Linked DNA regions of Homo sapiens: region 2 is linked to region 1. Evidence: chromatin contacts called from ENCODE Hi-C data. All regions are on one chromosome and are shown on one strand. Each heading gives the region's core, a stretch centred on a gene start or an enhancer-like site at or near the end of the contact. The rest is flanking DNA. Distances are from core to core; before and after follow the strand shown. Region 1 holds the start of GOT2 (glutamic-oxaloacetic transaminase 2). Region 2 holds the start of MMP15 (matrix metallopeptidase 15).

Region 1 (7,458 bases), core at 2,528-5,027:
GTTTTTTGTAGAGATGGGGTTGTGCCATATTGCCCAGGTTGGTCTCCAACTCTTGAGCTCAAGTGATCCTCCTACCTTAGCATCCCAAAGTGCTGAGATTACAGGTGTGAGCCACGGCACCTGGCCTAGAGGGAATACTCAATTTGATTAGCCCCACATTAGTAACCATCTTTCAACTCCTCCATGCCTTTCATTATTCCATTTCTTAAAATGGTAAAGACTACACACATATTGTAAGAACTCTGATGTTTTTAAAGGAATCGAGTAGATGAAAATAGGAGTGTTCTAGGGGCAAAACTCATGCTGATAACCTGTGACCTAGAAAGTGATTTCTATCAGTACATTTTGGATACAGGCACAAAGCCTCAAACATTGAGCAATATTGACTGGTCATCCAAGAGAGGTTAGGTACCAAGTATTCAGGTAAGCCTTTCCAATCGAAACGCATTGTAATTTCCCTGGAGCTTAAGCCTACTTAAAGTTTTACAGTTTTTAAACTGCTTTTCCTCACATTCTTCTTACTTTAAAATCAGAAGGGAAGTTAATTAGCTTGCCCACAATCACAGAGCTAAAAATGGCAGAGACAATAGCACAGCTGTGATCTTTTTTTTTTGAGACACAGTCTTGCTTTGTTGCTCAGGCTGGAGTGCAGCGGCGTGATCAGCGGGCTCACTGCAACTCTTCACCTCTCAAGCGATCAGGCTCGAGCGACCCTCCCACCTCAGCCTCCCAAGTAGCTGGGACTCCAGGTGCACATCACCATGCCCGGCTAATTTTTGTATTTTATGTAGAGACGGGGTCTTGCCATGTTGCCCAGCTGGTCTAGAACTCCCGAGCTCAAGCAATCCACCTGCCTCAGCCTCCCAAAGTGCTAGAATTACAGGTGTGAGCTACTGTGCCTGGTCTGTGATCTTTTAACCAATGGTTATGGTACCACAGTTGCACACTGCATTTTTAAAGTCTCACGAGACCTGCTCAGTTATTTCACCAAAAAGTAAATAATCAGAATTAAATAATTAAAAGCAAATCATTATAAATCAAAATACATTAGCATCTTTTTTTTTCTTCATTGAACTGCAACTATGTCTGATCTCATGTCACTATACATTTACAGTACAAGTCAACAAGAGAAAGTTTTATTCGCAGTGTTTAGCTAAATGATACACTTGAACTTACAAAGAGTTCCACATATTTACAAAGAGTTCCAAGTATGCCATTGGATAAATCCTCAGTTCTTCAGAATAACAACAGACAAGGTTTTATTGTATTAGAATGAGCCATTTAAATAGAAATGTCGATGAATTCAGTTTAAGTATTTTCCACTTTTACCATTTGGAGCTAGGTAAAGATCACTTCCACAGTGTAAGGAGGGAAGTCTGATCTTGCCTGAAGAGTTAACCTTCATGCCAAATATGGCATCTGATTCTGTCACCTAATCAGGTATCATTATTTAAATCTGAAGAGTAATTCCTCAACATTAGGTGCTCAACTATTTCAAGAATTTATTTTCTGGTCAGGTGGGGTTGCTTAGCCTATAATCCCAGCGCTTTGCGGGGCTGATGTGGGAGGAGTCTGAGACCAACACAGGGAGACTCTGTCTCTACAAAAAATAAAAAATTAGCTGGGTGTGGTGGTGTATGCCTGCAGTCCCAGCTACTTGGGAGGCTGAAGCAGGAGGACCACTTGAGCCTGGAAGGTCAGGCTGCAGTGAGCCATGATTGTGCCACTGCACTCCAGCCTGGGCAACACAGTGAGACCCTGTATTTAAAGAAAAAAAAAAAGGGAATTTTTTTTGGTACATATTTTGCAGCACTGTGGTTCCCCTGTGTAAGATTAGTCGAGAGAAGGAACAATAAAATCTGTAACTGGTTATGATCAATTAGTTGTAAACACCATTACACTTGGACCAGCCTATGTTCAGATTTTGATCTAAGATACAACATTAAAATGTCATACTGTATTTGTTTCCGTTGCATTACGTGAAAAATCAGGGCTTAAAATAAAAATATCCAATATAAGAGACATGCCAGCAACTGTTAATAGTGCTGAGATGTAACAGTGAATATAAAGTAGGTAAAGTCTCCGCTCTCATGGAACTTACATTCTAGTAAGAAAAATACAGAAAAGAAAAATGAGTCAGACTCTCAAACTGAAAGAATGACTAACCCTGACCCCAAGGGATTTTCACCAAGCACTAGAGCTTCAGGTGATCTAGCCAAATCCATAAAACAAGGTATTATTTTAAGATTACTGCAATAGGGAAACATACTTTCTCTTGACGGAAATTTTAAGCACTCCTTTGGTTTTCCAAATTTGTTGCATAAATAACTCCTCCTGGCTCTGGCCCACTAGGTAGGCAGACTTAAAGAGCACACGTTGACAGTGGGCCAGGAAGGAGCCAAGTCAGGAAGAGAAAAAAGTGCGAAGCCTGGGCAAAACTGTACTGCCAAGGCTGTGGGGCCTTGGAAAGGACAGATAGTTCTGCTGGCTGAAAGACACAGAGCATACATTCAAACGAAAGGCCAAGCTACGCTTTGCTCCTTGCAGTTAATACCTGCTTGGGGGTGGTTTTAAAACTCAGTTCCTTATTAAGGTAGTGCTTAAGGAGAGTGCTCCAAATCGGCTTCTTGAGTTGAATTAATCTTCTGGCTCCGGTCTCCACTGGGAATGAATTACTAGAGCTCGTTTCAAGCTCTGAAATTTCCCTCCATACTATTATACACGCCACAGTACGAAATTACGTTTGTCATTTTTTGAGCAATGACCATTTGTCATTGTCCTTCCCTCGCCTTGTTCACAGTTGTATCGTTGGCATCTGGTCCAGAGCCTGGCTCTGAGAAACTGCAGTTACGAAATATTTACTGAATGAAAGAGCACAGGGAGATGGAGAGGAAGATTGATAGCCTCCCTGCAACCGGACCTCCTTAGGGGCAATAAGGAAAAAACAAAACAAAACAAAAAAAGAGACACACTACACCTCGACCCTTTCCCAAGCAAAGGCCAAACGGGCCCCGGGGTCACAGGGACCTCGGGGGGTCGCAAGGTCAGGAGAATGCCGCACGCCAAGGTCGCAGGTGCGGGAAGGAAAGCGAGGCCCGAATGCCGGCGCCCCGGAAACCTTCCTCTCGCGCTCTTCCCGCCCAGGGCACACACGCGGCAGCCAGCCGCCGCCGGCCCACCGACTCGGGCGGGCCGGGGGCCAGGACAGGTGCGCCCGCCGCCCCCAGGGCACCCTATCAAGGGCACGGTCGTTACCCGGCGCCGCTGCCCCAGTACTATCCGCACCCCTCCCACTGAATGGGAGTCCGGCAACCGCCGAGGGCCACACTTCCTTTCCCTAGGGATTGCGTTGCACGCCTTCCTGCAGGGCCCAGTGCGGGGACCAGAGGGATGTGGGATCCTGAGGATCACTGTGGGGCACGGACGCTCAATCCTCAGTCCCCAGTAAGGGAAAGCCGAGGGGGTGGCAGAAAAGTGTGTGTGTGTGCGTGTGAGTGACAGTGTGTATTTGGGGGCCGGGAGGGGTGAATGTCCTGGGGTGCTCGCAGCTCGGCGGGGCAGGGCCATCGCCCTGGCTCCATCTCCGTTTCCCTTGGCTTACCTGGCTCTGGCAGAGGCCGCGGCGGCGAGGCCCGGGTGGAAGGCGGCGGCGATCCCGGGGAGGACGCGGCCGGAGTGCAGCAGGGCCATGGTGGACCGTAGGAGGGCAGTGGGCAGCCGCAGGACGGAGCAGAGGGCGAGCGGACACACACACAGGGAACCGGCTCCTGCTGAAGGTAAGGACAGGGACTTCCCTGGGCCAGAGCGGCCGCGTGCTGGGCCCGAGCCACGTCACAGCGATCCCTGGCGGCCGGCGGGCGGAGCGGCGTGGGCTCAGCGGAGGTCGTGGAAGAGGATGACTGCACAGTTTACCTACGCCCAGCCCTTGCTGCGCTTCATTCATTTAATCCAGCTGGGCCAGGCCTGGCCGGCCGAAGAGGTGGCTGCTGTTATGGCAGTTTGAAAGATGAGAAAATGTAGGCTGACATAGTTGACGTATTTTGTCTGATGCCTTACAGCCATTAGGACCCAAGGTGGCCTTACTTTCAACCCTAATAGTTTCCCTAAGCACAAGTCATGTCACGTCGTTCCTGAATGTTTCCTTATCCCCCACCCTTTTTTTTTTTTTTTTTTTTTTGAGATGGAGTTTCACTCTGTCACCCAGGCTGGAGTGCAGTGGCGTGATTTCGGCTCACTACAACCTCTGCCTCCCAGGTTCAAGCGATTCTCCTGCCTCAGCTCCCCGAGTAGCTGGGTTACAGGTGCCACCACCACGCCCGGCTAATTTTTGTATTTTTAGTAGAGACGGGGGTTTCACCATGTTGACCAGTCTGGTCTCAAACTCCTGATCTCAAGTGATCTGCCCGTCTCAGTCTCCCAAGACTGCTAGGATTACAGGCATGAGCCACCGCACCTGGCTTCCTTATCCCTTTTATGGAGAGGGTCGCATGTGTATTTTGTGGGGCAGTTGTGAGGATTAATAAGATTAGCAGATTATGTCTAAAACAGGGCCTGATTTAGTAAGCACAAAATAACCCATGGTCATTAATGACAAACTCGTGTATGTCAAATCCTGATAACTGTTTGTGGAAGGAAATGAATCGGTTTTGAAGGAAATGAATCGGTTTTAAAGGAAAAAGCAAATGAATTTCAGACACATCCACAAGTCAAACGAGTCTTTCTCATGTGTAGTCTATTTCTCTGATACTCGTCTCTTAAACCAAGGTAGGGGCCCGGTGTGTTGGCTTATGCCTGTAAACCCAACACTTTGGTAGACTGAGGCAGGAGGATAGCATGAAAACAAGAGTCTGAGACCAGCCTGGGTAACAAGATGAAACCCCCATCTCTTAAAAAAATAAAAAAAAATTAGCAGGATGTGGTGTTGCGTGCCTGTTCCAGCTACTCAGAAGGCTGAGGAGGGAGGATTGCTTGAGCCCATTAATTCAAGAGTGCAGGCCGGGCGCGGTGGCTCACGCCTGTAATCCCAGCACTTTGGGAGGCCGAGGCAGGCGGATCACGAGGTCAGGAGATCGAGTCCATCCTGGCTAACCCTCTCTCTACTAAAAAAATACAAAAAAAAAGTAGCCGGGCATAGTGGCGGGCGCCTGTAGTCCCAGCTACTCGGGAGGCTGAGGCAGGAGAATGGCATGAACCCGGGAGGCGGAGCTTGCAGTGAGCCAAGATCGCGCCACTGCACTCCAGCCTGGGCAACAGAGCCAGACTCCGACTCAAAAAAAAAAAAAAAAAAAGAGTGCAGTGAGCCAGGATTGCGCTACTGCACTCCAGCCTGGGTAACAGAGTGAGACGCTGGCTCTAAATAAATAAATAAATACATACATAAATAAAATAAAACCGAGATAGAACTGTGTACCTTGGCAATTTAATATCTCCTCTGTGGCTCCACGTTGCCTGAATGGTAAAGTCTAAACCCCTACTTAGGGCCACATTCTAGGTCCTTCCGGCCCAGCTCCAATTTACTGTCTCAGACCCTTATGCTCTCATATGACCTTGACCTATGCGCCTATAGGCCATGACTTGGGATTCTACCTGTGAAAAGTAAAGTAGAGATTCTTCTTTAAAGACTTTCCTCCCTGTCTAATTAGAAATAAATAGTAACTTCTCTTAAAAACAAAATGTATTCAAAGACCTGTACTAACAGTCTTAAATATCTGCTAGCCATAATAAAGAAATCAATGTACTTTATGTTCCTAGCTGCCACCATTTAGCCTAAATATTTGCCCTGGCATGCTTATACTGGTCCAAGCAAGCATTAGGTCATAGCCTGTTCCTCTTCCTTATTTGAAGGTGTTTTTACCTTTCTCAGCATTCCACAAGTTACTTCCTCCTTCCTTTGCTCTCCTCTGCCTTTGCCTCTTTTAAAAAGTTCTAAGTTGCTAGCCAATCAGAACAAATACAAAATGTGAGGACCTGTTCCAGCCAATGAAAACCGGACACAGCAGCAAGGTGGATGTATCAGGTTATAAGTGACCTTGTCTCCTTTGTTTGGTGTACTCTCATGGCAAAACTGCTGTCGAGTGTACCCTTTCTGCCGAAAGTATAAAGATGGCCTTGCTGAGGAAATTAAATTTATGTTCAAGTGCTATTTCTTTACAGCACCAAGAAACAAGAATTTCAAACATACCAGTACATCAGTTTGCTCAGACTGCTGTAACAAATCCCCATGAATTGGGTGGTTTAAAACAACAGAAATTTATTCACTCACAATTCTGGAGGCCCAAAATCAAAAATCAAGGTATTGGCAGGGTTTGTGCCTTATGGGGTCTCAGAGACTCTGTTCCATGCTTCTCCTAGCTTCTGGCAATTGTCTGCACTCCTGGGCATTCGTATGCTGTTAGAGGCATCACTAATCTCTGCCTCTGGTGTCACACAGTGTTCTCTCCCTGTCTGTCTCTTCTCTTCTTTTAAGGACACCAATCATATTGGGGTAGGGTGCATCTTAATTGCCTCATCTTCGCCTGATTACATCTGTAAAGACCCTATTTTCAAATAGATCACATTAATGGGTTCCCCAGGTTAGAACTTAAACGTATCTTTTTTGGGGGCACATTTCAACACATAACAACTACTATTCCCAAAACAATTACATGTCCAGGTATAAACCCTAGAGATCTTCTCACACATTTTTAAGGCTGTCAGTAAAGCATTGTTTATAAAAGCAAAACAGGGAACAACCTAGTCGCCCATCGATGGAGGAAGAGATGGATGTTCTGCTACAGTCTCATGATGGAGCATTACAGAACTACTAACGTGAATGAACTCAATAGATGTCACCATGGATAGACCTCAAAAACATAAACATGCTATAGAATTATACATATAATATGGTGCCACTTAGACAATATTTTTAAAATACACAAAACCATAACATACATTTATTCATAAATGTATGTAAAAGTTTGAAAAAATATGCCAAGGATATGGTTCAATACAGGATTAGGAGGGCATGAGCGTATTTGCCCTTGTGGAGGGAAGGAGACAACTTTGTCATATTAGCTTCATAAAAATTATAGATAAGAGGCAGGCACGGTGGCTCGCGCCTGTAATCCCAGCACTTTGGAGGCCAAAGCGGGCGGATCACCTGAGGTCAAGAATTAGAGACCAGCCTGGCCAACATGGTGAAACCCCGTCTCTACTAAAAATACAAAAATTAGCCAGATGTGGTGGCGCGTGCCTATAGTCCCAGCTACCCAGGAGGCTGAGGTAGGAGAATCGCTTAAACCTGGGAGGCAGAGGTTGCAGTGAGCCTAGATTGTGCCACTGCACTCCAGCCTGGGCACAGAGCAAGACTCTGACTCCAAAAAAAAAAAAAAAAAAGAAAAAAAGAAAAAATACAGATCAGATTAACAATTGTCACCATTTTGGGGTTGAGTATTTGTCACATTGGATTCTGTACTTTTC
Region 2 (7,458 bases), core at 2,605-5,104, 710 kb before region 1:
AAGCCTTATACTGCTGTGACACTGAGCACTTCCCAGAACCTTCTCGTGTCTTCCTCCCAGTATCCCCTGAAAGGTAAACAGGGTGGGAATGTCTAGTCCTCTGTTACAAGAACAGGTTAAGTGACTTGCTTGCATGAGAAATAGGGCCGTACTCAGCCCTAACCTCAGGTCCTGTGCTGGGGTGGCCCTGATCCAGCCCTGCACACCACCTCGTGGTCAGGCCTGGCATCTGGGTGGGGACATAGGGCTTCAGGGAAAGGTGTGGGGAGAGGGGCCTGTTGCCCAGGCTCCCATGGTGGCCCCTGCAACCCCACCTTTCCTGAAAGGGGCAGCCTCCCAGCCACTGCACTGAAAGACACAGGCACATTCTGTGCCTTGTTCCTGCTCCCCACCGCATTGATCTGCTGACTCCGACTCATCATTAGTCTGGTTCTTCTGGAGAGGAGGAGGATGCCGGGCATACTTTCTGGCTTGCAAGCAACATGGCAACTCCGGCTGTGCAGCCTGCACTTAACTGACACCTGCCCTGTGCCAGGCCCTGAACTGGGCACTTGGTGAACCAGACTAGGTCTACCCTCTGGGTGCTCACAGCAGGGCTGAGCAGGCAGGGAGCACAGAGAAGAATCCCCATCCTCAACATGGTACTTCCCCAGACTTGGGTACTGGCTCCTATTGGGAGGGGGGCAGGTGTGAGGTAGGGCCTCCATCAACAAGCCCAGGAAGAGGGACTGGGCCATTCCCCTGGGGGAGGATGTGGCTGGGGAGTCTGTCTGTGCTGAGGATGGAATTTGAGTGCAGCAACTTTGAGAAATGGGCCAAGATCAATAACTGGCTCCTCAATGGAGAATGGAAGGTGGCAATGGAGGAAGGAAGCAGGAGTCTCGCTGAGGGGGAGGGGTGGGCAGGCTGGGCCTGAGGAGGAGGCTGGCGGCAGGAGCTTGGCGGGCACCCAGACACTGAGTGTGCCTCTGGAGCAGAGTAAGCCCGTTGAGCGAGCGCTCCCGCTGACAGTGCAGAAGCAGCCGGGGCTCTTCCATAACAGGAGATTCTCCATAAGAGGAGAAACATGGGAGACAATTCTGGAGACAGAGGGAAGACCAGAGAAGGCTGCGGTCCCCCCCAGGGAGGCTGGCCCAAAGAAATGCTCTTGATGAGGATTTTATCGCACCAGGGAGAGTACAAAATCAACACATCTGGCCTCGGTGTCCTCAGATGTTCCCCGCAGGGCAGGGAAATCATCTCACGCCTGTTTGGCTGATTTCCACCTGGCACTCTCCAGCGCCTCTCCAGACCACCCCAGCTTTGTTTCCAAGGGAGAGGGAAATTACCTTGGCTTGTTTGTTTATTCCTTGTCTTGGCACGAAGAGTCCCAAGGCCTGCTTCACCTTTGATGGTGGGTCGGGTGGGTGCATCGCCCGAGGGGCCCCTGGAGGGGAGAGCTGGGGGAGGGGGTGTCCTGGGCCTAGTTCCATCCCACAGCTACTTTCCTTCACTGAACAGGAGACCTCCCCTACGACCTCAGAACTCTCCTTTTGCAAATGAGGAAACAAACCCAAAGAGGGGAATAACTTGCTCGGATTGCCCAGTAAATTACAGCTGAGGCAAAAACCCAGGGACCTGGCTTCTGATCCAGAGCTTTTTACAATCCCTCACACCACATCGGGACCTCTAAATGAAACTGCTCTGAAACACCATGTCTGGGCTTTCATTCAAAAGACCAAGAAAAAAAAGGTGTGTGGTGGTGGGCGGGGGTGTCAGGGCATAGATGAAACGGTATTGGCAAAATATGGATAAGGTTTAAAGCTACTTGATGGAAGGGCTGCAGTTCACACATCTCAGTCCCACTGACTAGTCCTTTCGGGCTTTGGGTGCTGTCCAGACCCAGTAGAAACCCAGCTATCTTGGGTTGGATGTAGATGCAAATCCACCTTGGACTCCCAAAGTACCTATAGGAGCCAGAACCAATAATTGGGAGCTTCAAGATCTGGTCACAGGGGATGTCATTTCCTTAAGGCAGGATTGGACCCCAAGAGAGGAACCTCCAACAGAGAGAAAATCACCAGACTTGACCGACCCAGGCCTCAAAGAACGTTGCTCCACTCATTCCTGGGCTCCTCTCACTAACAGCTAGCCCCTTAAACCCCAACTTTTTTTTTCTTTTTTTCTGAGACAGTGTCTCGCTCTGACAGCCGGGTTGAAGGGCAGCGGCATGATCATAGCTCACTGCATCCTCAACCTCCTGGGTTCAAGTGATCCTCCCAACTCAGCCTCCCAAGTAGCTGGGCCTACAGACGTACACCACCACACCTGGCTAATTTTTGTATTCTTTGTACAGATGGGGTCTTGTCATGTTGCCCAGGCTGGTCTTGAACTCCTGGGCTAAAGCAATCCTCCCACTTCGGTCTCCCAAAGTGCTGGGATTACAGGCTTGAGCCACTTTACCTAGCCCCAAACTTTTTAAAATTGGCTAATCGGGACTAAATATCATGAAAGAGTGCGACGTGGTCGGTTAAACAAGGACAACCCCGTTGTCCGTGTCTGAAGACCACTGCACATTTCCCAAAAGCAAATTTCGAAGTGGAGAATTTAGAAACCAACTTCCCAGATGAAGGATCCCACAGAGAAGTGAGTCCGTGGAAATGATAGAATCGCCCGGTTCCTTTCTCTAAACTCCGACTTCCTTTCCCCAAGGACATCCCAGGAGGGTTCAAACGCGCCCTCTCTAAGGCACTCTGCCAGGTCTCCTGATTTCCAGTTTCCGGGAGGTGAGGCCGGCTAGGGTGCCCCGAGGGCCTGCTCTAGAGAAAACCGCCCTCAGGTGAGGACGGCTTCCATTTCCGGGTCTGAAGATAAGGAACAGCTTATCTTCGGTCTCCGCCCTCCTGCCTGCAACCCTCACCCACTGACCACGCCGGCCAGTCCGCCGCGCCAGGGCTGCCCTTGGCCTGGTCCCCGGGTCTCGGTGGACCTTCGACCCGGGCCTCCCAGCTCTGGCCTCCTGCATCCACCCCGCCCCGACCTCAAGCTGCTTCCGGAATAGAATGAAATCCAGCTCGTTAAGCTTCGCGGGGAGGTGTGTCCACCCGCCCCGCGCCGACTCCGGCCGCACTGTCGCACTTCACTCGCACCAGCCAGTGGCCAAAGTGCTTGGGCACCTATTGCGCCAGGCCAGGAGCCGGAAGTCTTACCTCGCCCTCACCCCAACTCTTTGCCCCACGTTCCCGATAAGAACATGGAGGCTCGGAGAGATTAATTTGCCCACGTGCAAGCGGCAGCTAAGGGGCGGACGCGGAACTTGAACCGTGTCCCTCCTAAACCTGCCCCTTGTCCGCCGCAACGCGCCCTCGACGCGCACAAAACCCTCACTTTGCTACTGAGGAAAGTTATTCAATGGCCAGAGACACCCTGCGGCTTTTGAAAAGAGGTTTCAGGCTGACAAATATCCATATATACATATATATTTATATTTAAGCCTAAAACGACTCTTTGATCCCTCCCCTAAGACCTCCTTCCCGTCCGCCTAGGCCTCGGTATCCCCCACCAGGTATGAGAAGGAGGAGTCTTCATTCTTCCCAGGCGGGGAGACCACGCCTTCCCTGCCTCCTCCCTCCGCGGGGGGTCGCGTTGGAGGTCACCCCCGCCCCCTAGGCGCTGGGTTGGGAGTGACGCGGGGTGGGCTGGAGAGGTTTCCTGCCGTCTGGGAAGCGTAAACGGACCGCCCACCTGTCGGGCCTCGGCCGCCCGCACCTGCTTGTGAGAAGCCTGCGGCTGGGGCACCGCCCCCGGTCCCCGCCCGGGTCCGCGCATTGGGAGCACACTGGCCCTTTAAGAGCGCGGCGGCCGCGGCGCGCGGGGAGGAGGGCTGGGAGCGCCCGGAGCCGCGCTGAACTCGCCGGGGACGTCGGGCGCCCGCTCCTTGGCTGGCTCGCTTGCTCTCTCGCTCGCTCTCTCGGGTCGGCTCCCTGCGCCTCCTCCCGGGACTGCTTGGGGACCCGGGCCCGGTCGGGCGCGGCGGCGAGCAGAATCCCCGTGCAGGAGGCGCGCGCTCCGGGCAGCGCCCGGCCCCGGGCATGGACAGAGGGAGCTGGGCGCGCAGGGAGCGCCGCGGGACCGGGCGGCCGGAGCGCTGAGCCAGACAAAGGCTCCGGAGTTGCGCTTGCTCTCGGGAGCCGGGCCCCAGGCGCTGGGCGCCGAGGCTGCGGAACCTCGCCGGGGGCAGCTCCGGTCGGCCCCCTTTCCCGCCGGCTGGTTCCGAGCTCCCGGACCTGCCCTGCCCGCTTCTCCTCGGGCTTGGGAATTTGCCGAGGCGACCTAGGCGGCTCCGGCGGGGACCGGGAGCCCGAGGTCCGCGGCGCGCCTGCCGGGCCAGGAGCCAGGGAGCGTCGCAAGTTTCCAAGGCGCGTGCGAGGATCCGGCGTGCAGTGTTCCGAGCTGGGCTGGGCGCCGAGAGCATGGGCAGCGACCCGAGCGCGCCCGGACGGCCGGGCTGGACGGGCAGCCTCCTCGGCGACCGGGAGGAGGCGGCGCGGCCGCGACTGCTGCCGCTGCTCCTGGTGCTTCTGGGCTGCCTGGGCCTTGGCGTAGCGGCCGAAGACGCGGAGGTCCATGCCGAGGTAAGACCCCCGCCCTGCCCTTTGGCTGCGGGCTGGGGGCTTGGAGGGAGAGGCGCCACGTCCGCAGGCTGGGACTTGGAGGTGGAGGGAGCGGAGACGCGCCCCCTGTTCTGGGCCGTGGCGGGGAAGCAAGCGGACTTGGCAGTCTGCCCCTCCCCAGCTCGCCCTCTGCAGCGCACCTCTTCGCAAACCCTTGAGGGCGCAGGGCCTCGCTCTCCTCCCCGCTACTCCTACAGCCCTGTTCTGGGCACTGAGCCCCCACCCCGACCCCCTTACATTCAGCCTGTGTCCCGGGAGCCGCTTCCGCCGCCCCCAGCCCTTGCCTCCCCTCCTTCCTTCCCTCCAGGGCAGCCGATTCCTCGAGAGCCCGGCTGGCGCGCAGTGGCGCTCTTTGCGAGTGGGGAGGGGGCTGCTCTCGGGGACAGCCACAGGCGGAGCAAGAGCTGGGCGGCTGGGCAACTGCGCTCCTGCCCAGGTGGCCTCCCGTCTGGGTGATACCGAGCCGCGCACGGCGGGCCAGGATGGAGGCGGGGGGATGGGTGCAAACGGCTGAGGCAGCGGACTCGGGTTGCGGGGGCGCTTTGGCGACTTTCTGCGCTTTTGCGAGGAAGCCTAGGCACGCCCGGGCGGGGTCCTAAGGACGGACCCTGCCTCCCACAGCGCTTCCTCCCAACAGCGCCCCTACGTCGAAGCCCTGGATTCGAGAGGGTGGACCCCGCGCCTCTCTTCGCTAGGAGCCCGCTTGGCGTCCCTCCCGGGGCCCCGCTCTGGATGGGTCCCGCGGGTGACCAGGCGCGACATCCCGGCGTAGAGCCGAGTCCAGCCAGCGCCCCAGCTCCATGGTGTCTCCCGAGCGAGGACACCGAAGGCGCCAGCTTTCTTGCCCCAGAGCAAGAGCAGGGTCCACTCTTCCCCGACTTCTAAGACCTGCGCCCTGCCCCAGATAGGCGGGGAGAGGACTTGGGCGGGGAGTAGGGAGAAAGAACCACCCCGGAGCCGCTTCTGAACGGTGCTCAGGCCTTGGTGCCCTTGGGCTGCCCGGGCTGCGGGCCTGAGCGCCGTTTCTATTTGCAGCTCAGCTGGTGCTCCCTCCCTGGCCCACGGCGGCTTTCCCACCTCTCCGGGCTGCCTGGGAGATTTTTCCGATGGAAGCTTGCCCTTCCCCGCCCTACTTTAATAAAAGCATAGAGGAAGGGCAGGGAATTCCTCCTGGGCTCGAGTTACACCTCCCAGCCATTTCCCCACCTGCTCTGCCCTCCCTCCCTGGCCTGGCCAGGGAGAGCTGAAGGAGGAGCCAGGCCCTGGTGGGAGGCAGGATAGGAGCCCCGCCCCGACCCAGTCTGGCCACCCTCCCCCACCCCATTCACACAGGCAGGAGGAGCTTTAGGGGGCTCCTGTTGGTGAGGATTACCCCTCAGCCTGTGACCCAAGTACTGGGCGGAGAGTGCCATTTGGGCCCACCTGCCACTCTGGGCTGGAGTGCCAAAGAATTTCAAGTCACAGTCCCACCATTGAGTTTCTAATCTACTTAGGGATGGCGTCAATACATAGGAAGCAGTGATGGAATTCAATGGCCGTGCATTGCTAATGGCATCCTAGCTGGCCAGGAGCTCAGGGGTGCAGGGACCTGTAGTTGGAGGGGCTTCACTCTCTCTCTCTTCTGCTTTTCCAGTTCCATCTCACCCCTACCCCAACTCCCCAGCTCAGGGAGTGCCCACAGCTCGATGCCGCCAGGGAAGAAGCCATGGTTGCGTTATCACAAACCGTGCTCCTGATCTGGAGGTTGTGACTGTCCTGGAGCCCTACTCCTGGGGAAACACTTGGGTTGGACCTGGGCAGTGACTGGAAGAGACCCCGGAAGGTTTAAGGAGCCTTGAATGTTGGCAGCCATGCAGATAGAGGGCTAGAGACAGGTGGAGTGTCCCAGCTCCTACAGTTGGCTTTGGGTACAGGCTGCTTCTAGGGTCCCATCAGGTCTGGCCACATGTGGGCCCAAAGAGTCAAATGGCCTCAGCAGCCAGCCCATCTGCCGGGGGCTGTGGCCTCAGACTCCTGGGCCTGGCCTACACCCTGTGTTGAGCCTCCCTTCCTTGGAGAAGGCTGGCTCTCTCATCCTCACCCCAGCATCCACACAGCCTCAGGCCTCCAGTAGGGTCACAGCTGGGACCTTCTCGGAGCAGCTTGGCAGCTGAGCCAAGGCCAGCCTCTCTCCACTTCCTCTCTCCCCTCCCAGGGTGGAAGCCACAGGACTTTCACGAGGCTGAGACATCAAGGAGCCTGGCATGTGCTAGGAACTGACAAACACCTGCAACCTGCCAGGCCCTAGCCCACCACTGAGCTGCCACGTCCTATCCCACATTCTCCCTTGGATGTCCAATCCCAGTCTGTAGCCATTCCGGGCCAGATCCCCACCTGGCTGAGGTGCTCACTGTTGTTCCTGCCCTGCAGGGCTGAGAGTCTCCAGGCTCACCGGGGGAGCTCTTATCTCACCTGCCTCCCCCTACCCCCTCCTCCCAGGCACAATTCAGGTCCTCAGCCTGCTCTGTGGAGGTGACTCAGGCTGCCAGAGTTCACAGGGGTGGTGCCACCACCACCAAAACCGATCCACCCGCCTTTCCTCAACAGGCCCACGAGTATCTTCCTAGCCCCTACCCAGCCACTGAGTAGATGAGGCAGCGGGGGTGGGGGCGTTGGGAGGGGGTCAGCGTGAATTACCATTTTGACCTTCAGGTGAGCCACAGTCTTGGGCTTCCTTAGCTTCAGTCTCTACTAGCACTTCCATGCTGGCTCCGGGGGGGCCCCACTGGTCCCCTCTTTCTTTTAAACAGAGCAAAACTACAGATGC

The links. Hi-C counts contacts between places; a loop is a spot of excess contacts on that map. Pooled maps may share reads with other maps.
Region 2: a pooled map shows a loop between it and region 1 (8-fold over the local background). The contact joins the promoter of MMP15 here to the promoter of GOT2 in region 1. A Hi-C loop is called at or near these places in 1 of 37 single-sample maps with no recorded cell type and 12 of 50 pooled maps.

What each region holds. Positions count from the first base shown.
Region 1 is chr16:58,730,539-58,737,996 of GRCh38, forward strand. GOT2 (glutamic-oxaloacetic transaminase 2) reads right to left here and starts at 3,778. Exons shown (of 10, transcript NM_002080.4): 1 at 3,602-3,778. The coding sequence starts at 3,690. RefSeq lists silencers at 3,103-3,192, 3,293-3,382 and enhancers at 3,505-4,123, 3,823-3,902.
Region 2 is chr16:58,021,900-58,029,357 of GRCh38, forward strand. It overlaps MMP15 (matrix metallopeptidase 15), which reads left to right and starts at 3,855. Exons shown (of 10, transcript NM_002428.4): 1 at 3,855-4,613. The coding sequence starts at 4,452. RefSeq lists enhancers at 2,464-3,051, 3,052-3,637, 3,870-4,419, 4,970-5,519 and a silencer at 3,864-4,003.